Regions from separate parts of the Homo sapiens genome. Here all the other regions are linked to region 3. The links are chromatin contacts, found by Hi-C or POLR2A ChIA-PET in ENCODE. All regions are on one chromosome and are shown on one strand. The core of a region is the stretch at or near the end of the contact, and the rest is flanking DNA. Distances in the headings are between cores, read along the strand shown.

What was found. A loop is a pair of places that touch in the nucleus more often than their neighbours do. ChIA-PET counts read pairs that join two places held with the same protein, here RNA polymerase II (POLR2A). Pooled maps may share reads with other maps.
Region 1: a loop to region 3 is called in a map of naive thymus-derived CD4-positive, alpha-beta T cell, with 21 times the contacts of the local background. The contact joins the promoter of CYTH2 here to the promoter of LIG1 in region 3. A Hi-C loop is called at or near these places in 1 of 168 maps with a recorded cell type or tissue (naive thymus-derived CD4-positive, alpha-beta T cell), 3 of 37 single-sample maps with no recorded cell type and 13 of 50 pooled maps. POLR2A ChIA-PET finds 5 or more read pairs at or near these places in 2 of 52 experiments (WTC11 and activated CD4-positive, alpha-beta T cell).
Region 2: a map with no recorded cell type shows a loop between it and region 3 (18-fold over the local background). The contact joins the promoter of NOP53 here to the promoter of LIG1 in region 3. A Hi-C loop is called at or near these places in 3 of 37 single-sample maps with no recorded cell type and 10 of 50 pooled maps. POLR2A ChIA-PET finds 5 or more read pairs at or near these places in 1 of 52 experiments (WTC11).
Region 4: a map of CD8-positive, alpha-beta T cell shows a loop between it and region 3 (7-fold over the local background). The contact joins the promoter of GRWD1 here to the promoter of LIG1 in region 3. A Hi-C loop is called at or near these places in 2 of 168 maps with a recorded cell type or tissue (CD8-positive, alpha-beta T cell and naive thymus-derived CD4-positive, alpha-beta T cell), 4 of 37 single-sample maps with no recorded cell type and 12 of 50 pooled maps. POLR2A ChIA-PET finds 5 or more read pairs at or near these places in 2 of 52 experiments (both WTC11).

Annotation. Positions count from the first base shown.
Region 1 is chr19:48,467,841-48,471,037 of GRCh38, reverse strand. It overlaps CYTH2 (cytohesin 2), which reads right to left and starts at 1,669. Exons shown (of 12, transcript NM_004228.7): 1 at 1,512-1,669; 2 at 538-685; 3 at 369-435. The coding sequence starts at 1,530. LOC105372430 (a long non-coding RNA gene) reads left to right here and starts at 1,505. Exons shown (of 3, transcript NR_186576.1): 1 at 1,505-2,027. RefSeq lists a silencer at 1,464-1,653 and enhancers at 1,017-2,010, 2,204-2,363, 2,068-2,568.
Region 2 is chr19:47,744,241-47,747,845 of GRCh38, reverse strand. NOP53 (NOP53 ribosome biogenesis factor) reads right to left here and starts at 2,300. Exons shown (of 13, transcript NM_015710.5): 1 at 2,063-2,300; 2 at 815-879. The coding sequence starts at 2,286. RefSeq lists enhancers at 1,107-1,607, 2,028-2,417.
Region 3 is chr19:48,168,932-48,172,224 of GRCh38, reverse strand. It overlaps LIG1 (DNA ligase 1), which reads left to right and starts at 1,881. Exons shown (of 28, transcript NM_000234.3): 1 at 1,881-1,984. It overlaps ZSWIM9 (zinc finger SWIM-type containing 9), which reads right to left and starts at 1,545. Exons shown (of 4, transcript NM_199341.4): 1 at 1,511-1,545; 2 at 148-431. The coding sequence starts at 422. RefSeq lists silencers at 1,353-1,492, 2,293-2,342, 2,373-2,442 and an enhancer at 1,740-2,399.
Region 4 is chr19:48,444,132-48,447,353 of GRCh38, reverse strand. GRWD1 (glutamate rich WD repeat containing 1) reads right to left here and starts at 1,371. Exons shown (of 7, transcript NM_031485.4): 1 at 1,162-1,371; 2 at 852-969; 3 at 511-673. The coding sequence starts at 1,348. It overlaps GRIN2D (glutamate ionotropic receptor NMDA type subunit 2D), which reads right to left. Exons shown (of 14, transcript NM_000836.4): 14 at 2,423-3,222. RefSeq lists enhancers at 1,291-1,380, 1,541-1,620, 2,793-3,222.

The sequences.
Region 1 (3,197 bases), core at 420-2,919, 300 kb before region 3:
TACCCTGATACCTTCCTCCGTCACGGCACCTTTGTGGGAGAGAGGTCAACTCTCCTTTGTGCATGTCACTTTGTCCACAGCCCCTACAAGACTCGAGCTCATCTTGGGACCAGAAATGCGCCCATACAAGTAGAAAGTGGAAGACGACCTTCCAGGCAGGGGACAAAACAGTCAGGAGGGCTGGAACACTTGGTCAGTGTTCAGTGTTCAGAAAACAAATGGACAGCCAGTATCTGAATCCAGGGATTAGGACCAAGTCTGTCCACCTAGAATAGACCCGGCACCATCACGCTTCTGGAACCCGGAGGTGCCAGAAGCCCCTGCCTGGATGTTTGCCCAGCTGATCCCAGTCCTGTGGCCCCAAGCACCTTCTTGGGGTCCATGTTGAACTTCTTCCTGCCCATTGCCATCTTCCGGTTCCGTTGCAAGGTCTTACTGCAGGAGCAGAGAGCAGGGTTGGGGGTGGAGGGTCAATGCCTGGGCATCCCTGGCCTCAGCCAACCCCACGCCCCCTAGGTCATCCGCCCCAGCCCTCACCTGCCCTCATTGGCCTCCAGCCCCTCCACCTCGCTCATGGCTTCACTGAGCTCCTCCCGCAGGCGCTGAATCTCCACCAGCAGCTCCTGCTTCCGCCGCCGGATGTTCTCCAGCTCCATCCGCTCCTCCGGAGTCAGGTCTGGGGGTTCTAGGGATCGGGGTCAAGGTTTAAAAGTCAGTGCTAGGGGCCGTGAGCCTGAATTCCTGCAATCTGGGGGCGGACAGAGCTGGGAGAGGATGTGTAAGGGGCTTCCTATGTCTGCACAGAAGAATGGGCTGGGGGCCTGGATTCCTCCCTGCAGAGGAGAAAGAGCTGGGGCTCTAAACTCTTGAGTCCTGGGGGACAAGGGGAATTGGGGCCCGGATTCCTGAGTCTGAGGGAGAAGGGGAATGGGTGCCTGAGCTCTTAGATCTGAGGGAAGAAAGGGCTGGGGGCCTCGGCTTCTAGGTCCATTACTTGGAAGGGGACTGAGGCCTTGGTTTTCTGACTCCATTACTGGCGAGGTAGCTGGGGACCTGGTTATCCGGACTACTGGGTCCATGAAAAGTCACTACAGCCGGGGGAACTGATGACAGCTCAGGAGAGTTGGGAAGGTGGGGCGGGACATCGAAGGCCCCCGCCCCCCAAGATTTCTCCCCTCCCCGCAACCCAAGCGCCCCTCCCCGGCCCCGGCAGGCGCTGGGCTCGCCCGCCCCTCCAGCGGGAATGGTTCCGCCCCGGCCTCGCCTCCACCACTCCATCCCGCCCCTCCCGCCGCCACCGGAAACAGGCTCAGCCCAAACAATGGCCTGGAACGCCCGGCTTTCGGGCCCCGCCGGAAGCCCGTCCAGCGCCCAACAAAAGCGGCGCGACAAGTCTACGACTGAGCCGAACGCTTCTGGGCGCCGCGCGCCAGGGGGAAACGTTCGCGGCGGAACGTTCAGGAGAAAACGCTCCAGCAACTCCCAGCCGACCCCGCCCCTCCCCGACCTACCATAGACGCCGTCCTCCATGGCGGCTAGGAAGGCCCGCGGGGAATCCGGGGCGGTCCCGCCAGTCGGGCCTGGATCCGCGTTGGCCCGCGGGCTCGGGTGAGCCCGCTCAAACGCCCCGGGAGCCACCGCCGCCTCCTCAGCGCCAGTCCTCAGCGCTGAAAAGACTCTTCCCTTCGTCGCCCAACCGCCCCTTCAGTAGGGACCGCCCCTCTTTTTGACACTGTCCAATCCACAGTGGGCGCTTTCGTCCTCCCCGCCCTCGCCACCAAAGGATCGTTCTCCAGGGCCAACAGTCGTACAAAAAGCCGGTGTAGGTATGTCCGGCCAGAGGTAGACGGCCCGCGGGGCCAATCGGAGTGCAGGCAGGGCAGCAGGCCCCGCCTCCGAAACAACAGAAAGCACTTGACAGGCTTGCTCTCCAATGAGAAGCCCCGGAAAAGTGTCGCGCGGAGGCGGAGCCACGCGGTACAGCCACCTCTGCGCCTGCTCAAAGGCCCTGGACACTTGGAGTCTAGGTAAACCGAGCCCCGCCTCCGATAATACGTTGCTAGGGGGCGGTACTTTGTTAGTCTTGTTGCTAGGAGGCGGGGCTAGAACTGGCTTGTTTCCGTAAGCCACACCTCCTAGCAGGCCATGCTGGCTTCTGACCGCAAAGGTTGCCATGCAACCGGGAGCGGCTTTAGGCCTCCTTTTCTTTTGCATTTCTTCTCCGCGTATTTCCCCTCCTCTCAGCCCCTTCTTACCGCCGAACTCCTTCTTTATCACCATCTATGCCCTCCCCATCCCCCTCAGCCTCTTCGGAGTCGTGGAGTGGTGAAACAAAAGACTTCTTCGTTTTTTCTTTTTTTTTTTTTTTTGAGACAGAGTCTTGCTCTGTCGCCCAAGCTGGAGTGCAGTTGCGCGATCTCGGTTCACTGCAACCTCCGCCTCCCGGGTTCAAGCAATTCTCCTGCCTCAGCCTCCCGAGTAGCTGGGATTACAGGGTTGCACCATGATGGTGCATGCCTGGCTATTTTTTGTATTTTTAATAGAGACGGGCGTTTCACCATGTTGGCCAAGCTGGTCTCGAACTCCTGACCTCATGATCCGCCCACCTTGGCCCTCCAAAGTGCTGGGGTTACAGGCGTGAGCCACCGCGCCTGGCCAAGATTTACTTTTTTCTAAATGCTATGCTATTTGGTATCGGTCATGGGGAATGGAACAGGGGAAGGTGAAATTTAGTGAAAGCACAGGCTCGGCCTTCCTGGCACCTTCTGCCGCTCAGACTCCTCCCTCATTTCTCCAAACTCCTTCCTTTAGCTTAGCATCCTCCTAAGACTCCTCCCTTCCCCAAGCATCCTCCTGCTAAGACAACTCCCCTTTCCTCAGCATCCTCCCACCTCTCTGATTCCTTCTCCCATCTCAGAGGCCTTTTTTCCTCTCTGGCTCCCCTCACGTCACGGTCCCCCTTGTCCTCTCATACTCTTGCCCTTTTTTTTTTTTTTTTTTTTTTTGAGACAGAGTTTTGCTCTTTTGCCCAGTCTGGAATGAACTGGCATGATCTCAGCTCACTGCAACCTCCACCCACAAGGTTGACGCGATACTCCTACCTCAGCCTCCCAAGGAGCTGGGATTATAGGCGCCCACCACCATGCCCGGCTAATTTTTGTATTTTTAGTAGAGACGGGGTTTCGCCATGTTGGCCA
Region 2 (3,605 bases), core at 1,051-3,550, 420 kb after region 3:
TCACGCCATTGCACTCCAGCCTGGGCTTGAAACTCCATCTCAAAAAAAAAAAAAAAAAAAAAAAAAGAGAGAGAGAAAAGAAAAGAAATTAGCCAGGCTTGATGGTGCAGCCTGCAGTCCCAGCTACTTGGGAGGCTGAGGCAGGAGAATCGCTTGAACTGAGATCACACCACTGTACTCCAGCCTGGATGACAGCGCAACACTGTCTCAAAAAAATAATAGTAATCCCAGGCTGGAGTTCAGCGGCGCGATCTCGGCTCACTGCAACCTCCACCTCCCAGGTTCAAGTGATTCTCCTGCCTCAGCCTCCCAAGTAGCTGGGATTACAGGTGCCCGCCACCACAACTGGCTAATTTTTGTATTTTTAGCAGAGACGGGGTTTCACCATCTTGGCCAGGCTGGTCTCGAACTCCTGACCTCAGGTGATCTGCCTGCCTGAGCCTCCCAAAGTACTGGGAATACAGGCGTGACTCACCGCAACCGGCAGGACTGAGTTAAGCAGGTCCTTGACTTGCTTTTCTGCAAGCTAAAAAGAGATCCTTTAATGTGTTTCTAACTTATTCATCAAGGCAGACTCCCAGCAGCTTATCTGTGCATGGAGATCACTGACATCTCAAAAGAAAAACCTGCCTTCTCTAAGTTCGTCTCCAGCTTGCTTTCTGCCCATTTGAGGTCCCCTTGTTTATATTAAGGTTGACCTGTTTCCGCAGATATTTGCCTTCCAAGCCACATCATTAACACAGATCTCAGAGGCTACCGTAAGCTGACTAACAATGAATAACCGCCATTCCACACCACAAAAGCCTCTCCTCACCTTTTTCCTTGGAGCCAGTGTCCACGAAGAAGAGTTTTTCATTTGGGGCCTCTGACAACAAGCCACTGGGGGACAGAAATGCAGAACATCAGCCAGAGATGTTGGAGAGGAAAGAGATTTAACCTGGCAGGTCCAGCCTTCATCTTCCGCTTAGTCAAGTCCCGCCACCGGACTCTTCCAGGCTAAGGCTTCGCCCAGCAGTTTACAGAACTTAGTATTTAGGAAGGACTGCCAGGCGCAGTGGCTCACGCCTGTAATCCCAGCACTTTGGGAGGCCCAGGCGGGTGGCTCACCTGAGGTCAGGAGTTCAAGAGCAGCCTGGCCAACATGGTGAAACCCTGCCTTTACTAAAAATACAAAAATTAGGCTGGGTGTGGTGGCTCACACCTGTAATCTTAGCACCTTAGGGGGCCGGGGCGGGTGGATCACCTAAGGTCAGGAGTTCAAGACCAGCCTGGCCTGTAACATGGCAAAACCCTGTCTCTACTAAAAATACAAAAATTAGCCGGACGTGGTGGTGCATGCCTGTAATCCCAGCTACTTGGGAGGCTGAAGCAGGAGAATCACTTGAACCCAGGAGGCAGAGGTTGCAGTGAGCCGAGATCGTGCCATTGCACTCCAGCCTGGACTACAGAGAAAGACTCCGTCTCAAAAAAAAAAGAAAAAAGAAAAGAAAAGAAAAATAGCCGAGCGTGGTGGCGCCCGCCTGTAATCCCAGCTACTAAGGAGCTGAGGCAGGAGAATCGCTTGAGCCTGGGAGGCGGAGGTTGCGGTGAGCTGAGATCGCGCCTACTCCAGCCTGGGCGATAGAGCGAGACTCCGTCTGAAAAACATATATATATACATATATATACACACACACATATACACATATATATATACACACATATACACATATATATACACACACATATATACATACACACACACACATATTTAGAAAACAGCAAGCTAAGGTGGATGCATGGAACGTATTTATGCTAAAAATTATTCATTGTTTACCTAAAATCCAAATTTAATTGAGCGTCCTGTATATTTATCTGCTAAATCTGGTAACTCTATCAAGCTCTCCAGCTTCCCATGCTGAGTCCCCTGCCCATGCTCTCCATTTCCTCGGCGGTCCCCGGGACAGGAGCCCCCAACCCCCGACCCCCGACCCCCGACCCCCGACGAGTCCACGCAAGCACGCCTGGCCTTGCACCTGGGCGCAGGAACCGTCCCACCTCCCGGAAGTCCCGCCCAACGTACCCGCTCGTGCGCTCCTGTAGCCGCACGTCTTCCAGGAACTGGTCAACCTCCAGCCCCAGCGGCTCCTGAGCAAGCCGCCGCCAGCCCCGCTTCTTATTTCTTGGGCCTCGCCGCCGCCGCCTCAGCGCTGGGTCCACCGAAGTGGGCCGCAGCCCCAGGAAACCAGAATCGGCATCGCTTTTCGAGCTGCGCTTCCCACCAACGCCACTGCCTCCTGCCGCCATCTTGTCAAAGGAAGAACTCAGCCACTGGCGTCCCAAAAAGCCCCTTTGCAGCGTGCGCGCGCAGATTTCCCACCCTCTTCCGTGACGTACTTCCTGTGGCAGCCATATTTATAAAGTGACTGGAGTTGCCAGGAGGCTGCCATCTTGGTAAAGGATAAATGGCTCCTCCTTCCTCCATTCTTTACAGCGGGATCTGAAGATTCCTAACGGCGGCGGGTGGTAGGAAAGAGACGGGAAGGTTGCAGGTTCTTAGCTTTCGCCCTTAAGCGAACACCTTTCCCGGCCGCCTGGGGTCTTTGCTCAAACTGATTTTTTTCTTTAATAGATAAGGTCTCACTTTGTTGCCCCCAGGCTGGAGTGCAGTGGAAGGGTAATGGCTCACTGCAGCCTCCAACTCCTAAGCTCAGGGATTCTCCTACCTCAGCCTCCCGAGTAGCTGCGACCACAGAAGGGTGCATCCGCACCTGGCTAATTTTTTATTTTTATTTTTTGTAGAAATGGAGCCTCCCCATGTTGCCCAGGCTGGTCTCAAACATCTGGTTTCAAGTGATCCTCCTTCCTAGGCCTCCCAAAGCGCTGGGATTACAGGCTCACACCACCACTCCCGGTCCAAACTGATGTGTGTGTGTTTTTTTTTAAGAGACAAAGGTCTCACTATGTTGTCCAGGCTGGTCTTGAACCCCTGGGCTCAAGTGATTCTCCCTCCTCAGCCTCCGAAAATGCTAGGATTACAGATGTGAGCCACCATGCTCGGCCTGATTATTTTTTAATCTCGTTTTCTTAGAAAGTCAGAACCGTCAGTGGCAGATTCCGCACAACACACATTCCAATCTCAGAAGTTTTGTCCTCTCAAATGTTCCAATCCTAGGATCTTAGAAATCAAGTAACTTTCGGAATATCAAAGTTGGAAGCACAGAACATTAGAGGAATGTTAGAAACATACACTTTTAGGACCCTAGAAGTGCAGACTCAGAATCATTCATCTTGAGCGGGCTACTTCACTGTGCCTCAGTTTCCTCATCTGTAAAATAAAGATGATAACAGTACATCTGCGTCATAAGTCATGCAGAAGATTAAACATATGTAAAGCGCTTAAGGCTGCGTCTGGCATCTGAGTGTTAGCTATTGTTACTGCCTTGCCCTCTGAGGCTTCATCTTAGAATCAACTCATCTTTGTCATTTACAAATAAGGAAGGAAGCTCAGAGGCTCTTGGGCCCTGGCAGCCATTCAAAGGGATCCATGGCAGGGCGTGGTGATTCACGCCTCTAATCCCAGCACTTTGGGAGGCCGATGCAGGAGGATCGCTTGAGCCCAGGAA
Region 3 (3,293 bases), core at 632-3,131:
CGCCTCTCTGCAAGGTGTATTTGGCTGCCTCAGTTGGCCTCTCCCCCTCTGCATCTCTGGGTGGGGTGTTCTCTGCCCGTCTCCCACCCACACCCACCCCCGGTGCTCCCCTTCCCCCCAGCAGGACAGCGGCTCAGGTTCACGCACCCCACGGCGGGCCGGCTGGGCGCACGCACGTCCTTGCACACAAGCCGCACGTAGCTGTACTTGAGCACGTCGATGAGCGTGTAGAGCGGGGGCGCACTGGCCCAGCGGCAGCGCGCCAGGTGCATGGAGCTCTTGACGAAGAAGAGCGCCAGCCGCTGCTGGCACCACGCGTCGAAGAAGCGGCTGAACTCGGCCCACGAGAAGAAGGCCCGCTCCCGCAGCTCCTGCTCCTCCTGCCCCGCAGCCGTGCCGGGTGGGGGCTCCGGCCGCTCCATCCTGGGGGCCTGCGTGGAGGAGGGGAGAACAGGTGGATATCAGACCCATTCCCACCCGGGGTATCTCATCTACTCCATTCTTGGCCTGCCCCGTCGGTTGCTGGTGCCTCTATCGAGGTGGGTAGCCCGGGGTCGGACGTGCCTGTTTTTCTCCAAATATATAAATATCAACCTCCATCCTATCTTTGGCCTCCTCCCACCGCCTTATCCCTGGTTCACTTGGAGCCTGTCATCTTGATTCCTAATTCCAACTCGTCTCCTCCTCCGCAGATGTGACCCTTAGGTACAGTTGGAATCTCTCCTCCCAAAATACGACCCTTAAGCTCAGATGTCCCTTAAGGACATCTCCTCAAATGTGTTCTCAAATTCCAGCTAAAACCTCCTCCCCTTCCAGCTGTGTCTCTCACCCAAGAGTAACTTCTAACTCTCGTATTCATCTGGAACTCCTCCTTCCATGTGCCAACAGTTGGCTGTAACCCCTCCAAAGACGCTCCATCTCCAGATGTGCTCCCACATCCAGGCCACGGACCCCTCACCCGGTCACATGCTTCATGCACCTGTGGCTCCGCACTCCCCAGATGTGCCTCTGGCGTGCAGCTGTTGCCCCTTCCCCCGATTATGACCCTATGGCTCGCCACATGCAGCTGTAGCTGGGGCTTCCCTGAGACACTCTCATCTCCAGATGTACTCCCCACATGCAGTTATCCACGCTTCGCCTACAGGTGTGTGCCCCACTTGTGGCTAGTTCTCCTCGGAAGTGTCACCAGTATTCACCTGTGGTCCCCTCCTCCTCAGATGCGGCCCCCAGTCCAGCTGTGGGCCCCTCCTCCCAGTTACATCCACCATCCCCCGCAATATGCATCTTCGTTCTAGACATGGCCCCTCGTCCTCGGATGGGCTCCTTCACCCCAGATGCTCCCCCCACGTCCAGCTGCGCGTCTCCCCTCGAGCAGCCCCATCCAGCCCGCTCCCGACCCTCCTACTCCCCCCCTCCCCGCCCGCTGCGGCACCTTCCAGCCCCGCCGTCCCACCTAGCTGTGCCTCTCCCCTCCCCAAGATGTGCACCCTTCCCGCCCCTCCCCACTCACCTACCCGCCCCGGAGCGGCGTCCACCTCCCACAATGCCCCGCGCCCAGGCCTGGCCCGGCCCTTGCTCCCGGGATGCCCCGCGCGGTCTCCCGCCTCTCTTCCCGCCGTGCCTCGCGGGGGCGCTTCCACCGATTCCTCCTCTTTCCCTGCCAGTCACTCCTCAGACCCTCAGCCACACCCGCTCATCCAGGGCGAGGGAAAGCGCGGGCATTTTCCCAGTGTGCTCTGCGGGAGGGCTCGCCCCACTTCACCCCTTTTCCCGCCCTCCTCCCATTCGGGAGACTACGACTCCCAGTGTCCTCCGCGCGACGGCGGCGGTGCGGACGGTGCCCAGGTCCCGCCCCTAGGCTCTGCCCCGCCCCCGCCCGCAGACGTCTGCGCGCGAATGCCGTGGCGCGAACTTGGGACTGCAGAGGCGCGCCTGGCGGATCTGAGTGTGTTGCCCGGGCAGCGGCGCGCGGGACCAACGCAAGGCAAGTGGGGCCGTCCGCAAGCAGATGGGAGGCGGAGGGCGGCGGGTGCGCCGAATGCTTGGGGCCTATGCTTCGCCATGTCGGGGTGTCTGCAGAGGAGTGGGCGTGGGGACGCTGAGGCTGCCGAGAGCGCGGTGGAGACGGAAGAGCGCGGGCTGCGGGCCGCCGGAGAGTGCAGAGAGGTGTCTCCCAGAGGGAGGGGGGCCAGGTAGAGGGTAGACGAGAGACAGAGACAGTTGGACAGGTCCTCTGAGAAGAGGCCTTGAGGTGCGAGTTCACCTGGAAAGGGGAGAGGCCAAATGGAACTGAGGGGCGGGGCCGGGGGGGGGAAAACTGTGTGGGCGGGGCCAGCTGGAAATCGGAAGGCCCCCCGAGGGGGCGGGGCTATCTGGGAGGGGGAGGGGCTGAAGGGAGCTAAGGGGCGGGGCCGGGGAAAAGATTGCGTGTGGGCGGGGCCACCTGGAAGGGGGAGGTGCCAAGGGTGGGGCTGGCTGGGAACCGGAAGTGCTGAGGGGGCGGGGGCCACCTGGAAGTGCTGAGGGGGCGGGGCTAGAAGAAGGTAAATCGCGGGCAGCAGCATCACCTGGAAGGAGTGGGCCCTACTGGAGGGAGATGGGTGGTGTCAGGGAGAGGTCAGTGGTAAGGTCCAGGTCTAGGTAAAGGGCTCGTAAAAGATGGAGAATCATCTGAATGGGGAGACGTCTGGCCTAATGTATGCTTGATAAAGGGATGGAGCTTACCTCTTGTTTTTACTTTTTATTTTGAAATAATTATAGATTCAAGGAAGTTGTGAAAAGAGTATATCCATCTTCCCCTAATGGTGACATCTTATGTAGTCCCAATATCGAAACCAGGAAATTGACATCAATACAGTTCTGTTAACTAGATTACAGACCTTGTTCAGTTTTCACCAGTTTGTGTGGTGTGAGTGTGATTGTGCATCTGTGTGCCCGTGCAGCTTGATTCCTTGTATAGATTTGTGTAACCCCCATCGTAATTGTGATATAGAACAGTTCCCTCTCCACATAAGAACTCCTCCCCAGGCCCCTGGCAACCGCTAATGTGTTCACCATCTCTAGTTTTGTCATTCGGAGATTGTTATGTAAATGGAATCATATATTATTAGGATGTTACCTTTTTTCTACTCTGCACAATGCCCTGGAGGTCCACCCAAGTTGTTGCTTGTATCAGTGCTTCGTTTCTTTTTATTACTGAGTACTGTTTCATCCTTACTTGATATTTTTCCTGTCATTATCTCTTCATTTTGGTAACCGCTTTATTGAGATATAATTCACAATTATACAGTTTG
Region 4 (3,222 bases), core at 122-2,621, 280 kb before region 3:
AATCGCTTGAACCTGGGAGGCAGAGGTTGCAGTGAGCTGAGATCATGCCATTGCCCTCCAGTCTAAGCGACAGAGCAAGACTTCATCTCAAAAAAAAACCAAAAAACAAAAAATTAGAAGGGCCTGGTGGCAGGCGCCTATAGCCCCAGCTACTTGGGAGGCTGAGGCAGGAGAATCCCTTGAACCTGGGAAGGGGAGGTTGCAGTGAGCCAAGATCGCACCACTGCACTCCAGCCTGGACAACAGAGCGAGACTCCATCTCAAAAAAAAAAAAAAAAAAAATGGGCCAGGCACGGTGGCTCACGCTTGTAATCCCAGCACTTTGGGAGGCAGAGGTTGCAGTGAGCCGAGGCTGCGCCACTGCACTCCAGCCTGGGTGACAGAGCGAGACTACGTCTCAAAAAAAAAAAAAAAAAAAAGAACATGAGGAGGTGTTGGGAGTTATGGACACAGGGGATGGGTCAGATGTGTTTCAGAGTATGCAGAGCAGGCTCCTGGGACCATACTTACCCGAACTCGGTTGATGCCACCATAGTGGGGCACCATGGCCAGCTCCAGCTGAGGTTTCCGCTCTTCTTCATCCTCTTCATCTTCCTCCTCTTCTTCTTCATCACTGCCCTCTGAGGGTGGGGGCTTTGTCCCATGCAGATTGTGCATCCGAAGCATCATCAGTCTGGGAGAAATTGTGGGGTGAGTTAGGCACTAGATTCCAGGATTCTTAGGAAGGAGAGAGGCTGGAAACCCAGACTCCTGGATCTGCGAGAGGCAGAAACTGGAAGCCCTAACTCCTGGGTGCTGAGGAAGGGGCTGGAAACTGAGCCTCCTGGTCCTGGAAAAGCCTCGGGTCTTACCTGTTGCTCTGGGCGCTCTCAGCCTGGGTCCCAGCACACAAGTAAAGTGTAAGAGGAAGCTCTGTCCGGTTGTCTCCCAGGTGATCCCGGACTATGTCAAAGCTGAGACAGGGGGCGCCTGGGGATGGAAGGCGGGGTTTACGAGTTAAGACGGGACAGTAAGAGCTCAGTCCCCACCTCCCTCATGGATCAACCGCCTCCGGTATGAAATCACTTCTCTTAGACCCCAGCCTTCTCTTCCCGAGCACCTCTCAGGTTAAAGGCTCGGGATCAGCCACCTCAGGACCCTGGAGTCCGGACTCAGCCCTACCAGTCTGCGCTCGGTGGTAGAGCACATAGGCCTCCTCGTCCATGACCAGCTCCTCCCCTTCGCGTAGCGGCGGCCCCCGGCCGGGCAGGTAGACCTGGGCCGGGCCCTCGGAACTTGTGTCGCCGGACTCGGCTTCCATGGGTTCCCCGGTTTCACACGTGCGCCGCCGACCCTTGCGCGCCGCCATCTTCGAACCCTCTCGCTGCTGACACCCGGTAAGAGCGTCACTTCCGGGTTTCGCTTTCCGCCTAATGAGATCCGCCCTACTGCGCGGTTACCTTGGAAACTCCTGGGACCGCTAATCGGAGAGGGTGCGGAAACGCTGGAGGAGAACTCAGGTAATGGCGCCAGCGAAAGAAGCCTGCGGATACGGAGAAACTGCATCTTCGCGTGACTTTGGGCGCTGTTCCTCGCGGTAGTGGCAAGGCCTTCTGGGAGTTGTAGTTCTACGGGAGGCTTGTTTTCCCCATTGTCCAGTTTGATTCCGAGAGCGTTCTTTCCAGTTAATTAATTATTCATATATGCAAATTTGCTCTTTCACTGGCAAGGAGACTGAGTTTCTACTCCCCGAGGACCCATAAGGCCGGTTTCTTTTCCTCTCTCTGTTGTGATGGCTTTCATTTGTTTCAAAAATGCTTTCTTGTAGACAGGATGGATATTATCTGTAAGTTAGGCGGTTCAATCTACCCTCTAGGGGCAGTCAATTGCCTAACCAGACATTCACATTTCAGCTCTGGTCAGCGAGCACTTAATCAGAAAGTCCACCCTCTGGAGGCAGCTATTACAAGTGCTTCGTCTCTCTTTATCGCCCATCAGCACCAGCGGTTTGGCTAATTGACATAATGAAATGTTAGAAATAGATTCTCATTGGTGAGATTAACAGCATTCAAGATAATGCGGATTGGCTGGGATATGTCAGACACTCTCCTAGCTTGCATGAACAGGATATTGAGAATGTAGCAAGCCTTGGTACCTATAGCCATAGGAAATAAAACCATACCTTTGATCTTAATATGTTTTGTCTCCGGGATCTATCTCACCACTCTCTTGGGGTCTCTTATCTGCCCCAGTACCCTCTCGACTTTCTTTTCAGGGTCTCTTCCCACCTCCTCTTTCTTGGTCTTTGTCTCCCCAGGCACCTCCTTTCAGAGTCTCTGTTCTCTCTCTAATTCTGTCTCCTCTTCCCCTGTGGGACTTTTGTGTTTCTGTTTCCTCCAGAGAATTTGAGGGGGGCTAACAGATACGGAGCTTAGGCTTGGACTGAGGAGGCATAAAAACATGGTTTATTCCAAACACTGCAATGTGGAATAAGAGAGTGGGAAGGGAAGTTGGTGGAGAAGTGTGGACTCCCAGACCCTCCCCTCCGCAACCCAGCCCCAGACCCGGCTGGAGATCTGGGCAGAGGAGGCTTTTTGGAGGTCTGCTGGGTCATCACTGAAGGGTCGCAAATAAGGGTTGGATTTGGAGAGGATGTGCTTGGTGGCAAGTGGGGTGGTCCGGAGGTGCGGCAGGGTGGGAAGTTTTGGCTTCAGGGAGGTTGGGTTCATCGCGGTGCAAGGGAAGGCGGGGCTTCCGTTGGGGACGTGTCCTAGGTCAGAGTAGGGAAAAGCGACCGAGGGTGGAAGAGGAGGAGGGGGTGTCACGGTTTGATGTCAAGGGTCACAGTCTGGTCGGGGCACAGTCTGGGGTTCGGGTCACAGTTTGGGGTCAGGGGTCACAGTCTGGAGTCGGATGACCATTTTAGGAGTCGGATGTCACAGTCTGGGTCAGGGGTTTCTGTGTGGCGGGGCCAAGGTCTGGGGTCACAGTTTGGCGAACGCGTCTCACAGTTTTGAGTCCCAATGGATGAAAGGTTAAAAACGGGCTTCCCCGGAGGCGCGGCTGGGGCCGGGGAGCTGCACAGTGATGTGGGGGCCACGGCCCCGGGCGTGGAGGTGGGACGCGGGAGTGGCGTGAACCCCCCACCTCCCGCCCCATCTGGTGACGTTAAAAAGCCCTTGTCGGGTTTAAAAAAAAGTCCGGTGGGCTCCAAGGCCCCCGCCCCCTCGTTCTCAGGCTGGG